Linked DNA regions of Mus musculus: region 2 is linked to region 1. The links are chromatin loops, found by intact Hi-C in ENCODE. Cell type or tissue: heart. All regions are shown on one strand. Each heading gives the region's core, and the rest is flanking DNA. Links, peaks and the distances in the headings are about the cores only. Region 1 overlaps Vcan (versican). Region 2 overlaps Atp6ap1l (ATPase, H+ transporting, lysosomal accessory protein 1-like).

Region 1 (2,924 bases), core at 92-2,591:
CTGGTCTACAAAGTGAGTTCCAGGACAGCCAGGGCTACACAGAGAAACCCTGTCTCAAAAAAAAAAAAAAAAGAAGAAGCACAAGGTAGAGTGTCTGGGAGGAGTTGGGAAGCAGGAATATGATCTACAAGTACTATCTCCATGTGTAAATTTACCAGAAAATATATAAAAATATTTCAAGTGAATTTAGGAAATGAGTGGGCATGAATATGATCAAAACATGTTGTATAAAATTCTCAAAGCGTTAATAAAGCATTTATTTTTAAAGTGGCAGTAAGTAGTCTAATATATTATCTTTAAGATAGGTGAATTTCAATCGGAATATCAGAACTCTTAGGACACAAGGTGAAGGAATTCATAGAATTTTTAAATGTTCAATATGAGGCTAGAGAGATGGGTCAGTACTTAAGACTACCTGTTGCTCTTAGAGCTGACCCAGGTTTGGTTCCCAGCACCCACTTGGTAAACAAGGAGATCAAATATCATCTTTTGTCTTCCTATTCTGAACTCTGCAGGGAGTAGGCATGCATTTGATGGATGTGAGGATGTCTTTATTCGAACAGACTTGTGTAACAGATTAATTCTGCTTAAATCTATTAGAGATGAACCACAATGGCCAGAAGAGCAGTCAAACATATTCCCCAGTGAGGTGGGAAGTCTGAGATGTCTATTATGCAGACATCCTTGAAAACCAATTGCACACTTTGTAAATGTTGGCCTCTCTTCCTGGACAGCTAACAATTGTGTTTCTGGGTATCTCACATATCACTGGCATTGTAAATCTTGAATCTGTGACTGTCAGGTCCCTTTTGTATTGTCTCTGTATCCAACCAGATATTTAGCTATAATTCTTCAGCTCAGATGTCATCATGTTTTATACTTTAAAATTCACAATACTTTGGATTTCCTGGAGTAGCTAATTGAATACTATGTTTTGGAACTATTTTGATGGTGCTAAAAACATTTAAATATCATACATACCCTATTGATAAAAGTAACTTGACACCTTTTCAGGGATAATTTTGGGAGAAATTGATTAAATTTTCAACTTTAATTTTTATTTATATTCCATAAAAAATTCAATCACAGCTCTTCGTCTTCCTTTTTGCTCCAAACACAGATAATTTAATTTACAGAAGAAAAGTTTGTATACTAAACTACAGAAATCTTCTTGGTTCACCTGCCAAGAAGAAAAGTCAAGGAAGTGACCTGTTGGCTTCTATTACAGTGTGTAAAAGTGAAGGTTCAAGAAAGAACGGGGCTAATTTTAACCTTAACTGCCAGGATTTTATGAAGCTTAAGGTACCTGTTAGTTTCCTACTGTGCTTGCAAATCATCTCATTTTGCATTTAACTATTGGGCTTACAATATTATACATTTCAAAGCTATACGAACCTAAACAACACCCCTGCAGACACTAGTGCTGTTCATATAAAAATACAAAGCATAATGTGACCACCAGGTGGTGACATAGACTGCTCAATATGGTAGTACTTTGAGTGCCAGCACAGGATATAGAATCACAATTATTAACTCCACCTGCAGAATAAAAATTAAAGTGTCATCTGTGGCATGTCCTCCTCTGTGGCATGTCCTCCACTGTGGCATGACCTCCACTGTGGCATGTGCTCCTAGTTTTGTGATTTTTTTACAAATAGATAGGCTATATTTTCTAGTTCCATCCTATTCTGCTATTGACTATTACAGCTCTCATCTGACTTTTCTACCTAAGACGAGCACTACAAAAGCTTGTTTTTTCATGTTTCTATGAATAGCATCTAATGATTTACATCAACAGTGACAGTTCATCAGACACGGTATAATCATGTCTGGTAGATCTACTCAATATCTTTAGAGTAGGACCAATAAATAATTATGCCCCAGTGCACAAAAATCAAATGCATGCTGTATGAATCTGCAAAGTTACATTCTGAAAATATCACACCTATACTACAAGCTGACTTGTGTAAACTCTTTTTTTTTTTTCCACCTGGGACCCATTAAACCACTATTGGACTCTGAGAGCCACAAAGCCCTAATATAGCCCATGTCACCAAGGCCAAGAAGACTATCTCCAGAGAATACAAGCAAGTTGCATATACAAAAATACTTTATCAAGAGCCTGTGTACCCACCTAGAACACACACACACACACACACACACACACACACACACACACACACAGGAGCATACATCCACACAAGCACACACATGGACATGCATACACACACTGATAGCAGTTAGCTTGCCACTAGGTAATCACTTGAGTCAACTGTATGTTCCAGAATACAGAACAAATCGTTATCTGAAGAAAACAAAGGCCATGGGAGCTTCTTATTACAAAACTCAAAACATCTTTCCTTCCTGGGTAGCTCTAGTACACAATAGTCATTAGTTTGTAGCCTGCAGGGGACACATTTAACTGTTCTCCTTGAGTGAGGCAAATGCCGTCCCTGCAAGGTAGATCTCAGGCTCTCCTAATCCATGCTCTCTGGTCTGGGTCCTGATTTATTTACATTTTACAGGAGGTTATGGTTTTTCTGTTATCATTAGTTGAGCCCACAACCGAAGAAGAAAAGAGCAGCTTTGTTTCAAAGGAGAAAGAGACGTTTGTTCAGGCATCACTACCCACTGGAAGCCTGCAGTTGGATTCTACCAAACTCAGTATACTGAAGGGAAGGAAAATTAACGTGGGGTCTCTGGATAGCTGTTAAAGCGGCAACGTGCCCATTATTTTCCTAGCTGGCAGAGTTCTGTGCAGGGGAGACAATCTGGCCACTCTTGAGTACAGCACTAATCTTGTGAAATGCTGTGAGCTCACTAACTGACAAAGCAATAATTATCAACAGTCTTTCCAGAGGGATGTAAGTTACTCCCACTGTGAGACAGGGGCCCCAAGCAGAGCCTCTAGGAGCAACATGCAC
Region 2 (2,924 bases), core at 284-2,783, 1.2 Mb after region 1:
TGTGCGTCTTACAGCAAGTTCTCTGGGGCCTCGGGGGGGGGGGGGCCCTGTGAATACGTACTGGGGTGCTCCTCCCTTCTGCTGCTGCTCCAAAGCCTCAAAGCCTTGCTCAGCCAGCACAGAAGTCAAATCCTGTGAGTCTGCGAACCAGTCGTCCCTGGTGGCTGCAAAGTCCTCCTCTGACCTCTCTTCCTTTCCTTCATTCGAAACCCCCATCCCTGGTCTTTGAGCAAGTGTTTGTTTTATTATTTCGGCTACAAAATGTACATAACATAAAATGGGCCGTCTTAACCACTAGCACATGCTGGTATAAGTGCCACTGTCATTCCATGCCTGGAATGGTCCTGAGTATTGCACACATACGAAGTCACCTACTTTCTACATGGATGAAGACAGGACATATATGGACAAGGTGAAGTAACCTAGCCATGTGGTAGAGGAGCGATTTTAAACTCCTATCTGCCTGACTCCAAAATGCGTGTTATTCCCATCTTCCCTTGGCCTTTCATCAACGCTATGCCTCCTCCAAGCTGAGAGAAATAGACATGAATCTATACACCCATGTAAATAAAGAACAAGCGGGAACATGCATGCCCTTATAAGGGATGTGCAATGCCATGCATGCTGCTTCAGTGAGTAAGACAGGCCGCAGGTAAACAAGATTAGAGGGACTTGAGAGAATGTCTCTCAGCTGGGACGCTGACTGCAAAGGCGCCTGTCATGCTCACATGTGTTTCTCCCAGGTTTTCAAGCTCTCTGGGCTATTTTTGATGGCTGACGATTCCATTCCCAGGCTAACTGTCAACACTGTCTTTCCCACTTCAGATGTACTTCTAATCTGCCCTGATAAGATCGCTGTTTACTCCCAGAAGGGCTCTCCTCACAGAGCTCTGGGCCCAGGAAATGTCAGTCACCGGGCTTCAGCCACAGCTGCACTAGGGTTTAGATAAGTACCTGGGAAGTGGGTAAACAGGAAAGTAAACGCGAGCCCTGGAGGGCTCAGGCAGAAGAAACTCTCCACCCTGCTCCATCTCACACCTCAGAAGATCCAGAATAAACCAACACTACCTTAAAGGTACTGCACGGACACTCTTCCTTAAGCGTCCTGTTTTGGGTTACTTCAACTGAGTTTCTTTGGCACCAAGTAAAGAGTGCGTTTTAGTTTATTACCTGGAAATCAATAAACGTGACCTCCCACAGGCTTGTCACATCATCTGAGCTGCTAAGCAACAGTAGGGCATCATTCCGCCGCAGGCTGCTGACCCGTTGGCAGCGGTAGGAGTAAGTTGACAGAGCATATATACCGGTTGCGTTAAAAGTTGCTTGCACCGAATTGTTGAAGATTATCTCGACGCGGTGTAAACTAAACCAACTCTGGCTGGCCAGCTTGTTGTAATTGGTTAGGGTGAACCTGAAAAGGATCGAACATTAAGTGTTAGCTGGAGCGTTTTTTTTTTTTTTTTTTTTTTTTTTTTAACTGTCTCAAGCCGGGCGTCATCCGTGAACAGTACAATGGCGCCCTCTTTTGTCAGGCTGTGGAATTGGGAAGAGGCTTTTCCGGAGCCAAACCAGAGCCAGGTTGGTAAGAAGGCACATGATTGGGAACAAGAAAAAGAATAATACAAAAATCCTCCAGGGACGAAGTGGGAGGGCGCTTTTTTATTTTCTTTTCTAAGAATCAAATTGTATGTATATTATTGCATGTTATGTTCATTATCAAATTTAATTAAAACTTAGGTGTATATTAACACAGAATTAGTCATAAAATAATAGCAATAGGTTTCTTACATTATCCCAGTGTCATATATGAGGAATTGAGTCTAGGGGGACAAAACCACTTGCCTAGTTTCTCTCCTATGTTGTGTTTAAACTGCCTGTCAGATTCAACCTGAGACCATCACCCTCACCACTAACGATTAACGTGGAACATTCTCTAGTCATGAAAAAGTATAGTGTATTCATGATAATTTTATTTTAAAAGATGAGACATTACATAGAAAATTTCAAGACTGACAGACTTAGAACATTGGTAGTAATTGGAAATACTGGTTGAATTATCAATTATTTTCTTGTTCTTATAGCTCAATATTTCTGATCTTTCTGTTCTCGTGGATTCTCCTTATTCTATTTGTGTTCATGGAGAGTCCTGGGAGCTGAGGTAGAAAGAACACTTCTGAACAATCTAATTCTAGGTAGAGGCTAGGGTGTTGATACTCTCCATGACACGGATGGGATGCAGTCAGCCCAGTCTGTTAGGGTGAGGGGTCTGGGCTCACTAGAGATTCACCATGACCAAAAATATACTTTGATAACCAGAGTCTTTTCATTTAAGGACTGACACCCAGGGTGGGGCCAGGACTGCACCTGAGAGCCATCCCAAGATGCAGCCCCTAGTCATGTCAGGCCAAGGCTTACAAAGTCAAAACCCACCAGACTACATGCATCTGTCTGTGTAGGCAGGCTCTAATTTTAAAATATATGTCTTACAGTTGCCCTAGTCATCTTTTTCAGCAGAGTAAGCAAGTTTGATTATGAAAGCGGGAAGAGCAGCTAGTTTTATGGCCCACCGTCTTTCTAGAACAGCAAATTTTACAAGCTCAGTCAATTTAGGAATAGTCTTCAATGTCTGGAGAAAGGGGAGGGGACTGCTAGGGTACAGCTTGTGCAAGTTACAAGGGACTTATGTGCTAGAAGCATTTTTTTTTTTTTTTTGCTTTTTGGTCTTCTAAGCATAGTAAGTATAAACTTTACAGTTGGGGTTTCTAACGCTATGATAAGAAACACCATGAATCAACTTGGGGAGGTAACTTCCCGGATAACCACACAGCACTGAGGTAAATCAAGGCAGGAACTCTAGCAAGTTGGGAACCTGGTGACAGGAACTGATGCAGAGGCCGTGGAAGTATGCTGTTTACTAGCTTGCT

Evidence for each region. A loop is a pair of places that touch in the nucleus more often than their neighbours do. Peaks named below come from ENCODE experiments on the same cell type or tissue, not always from the same donor. Only the 100,000 strongest peaks of a DNase experiment are listed, where the experiment ranks them.
Region 2: a loop joins it to region 1, with 8 times the contacts of the local background. A loop is called at or near these places in 17 of 42 quality-filtered maps.

What each region holds. Positions count from the first base shown.
Region 1 is chr13:89,666,748-89,669,671 of GRCm38, forward strand. The region is part of intron 12 of Vcan (versican); the gene reads right to left. Among named protein-coding and RNA genes, the nearest start is that of Gm4117, 65 kb to the right of the region's middle. In heart, for the core only: a CTCF peak has its summit at 1,460 (motif pointing right); no DNase peak of the experiment used is centred there.
Region 2 is chr13:90,885,384-90,888,307 of GRCm38, forward strand. It overlaps Atp6ap1l (ATPase, H+ transporting, lysosomal accessory protein 1-like), which reads right to left. Exons shown (of 7, transcript NM_001145879.1): 6 at 1,171-1,411. Among named protein-coding and RNA genes, the nearest start is that of Atp6ap1l, 19 kb to the right of the region's middle. In heart, for the core only: a CTCF peak has its summit at 1,534 (motif pointing left); a DNase peak (open chromatin) is centred at 868; H3K4me3 peaks cover 790 bases; H3K27ac peaks cover 2,474 bases.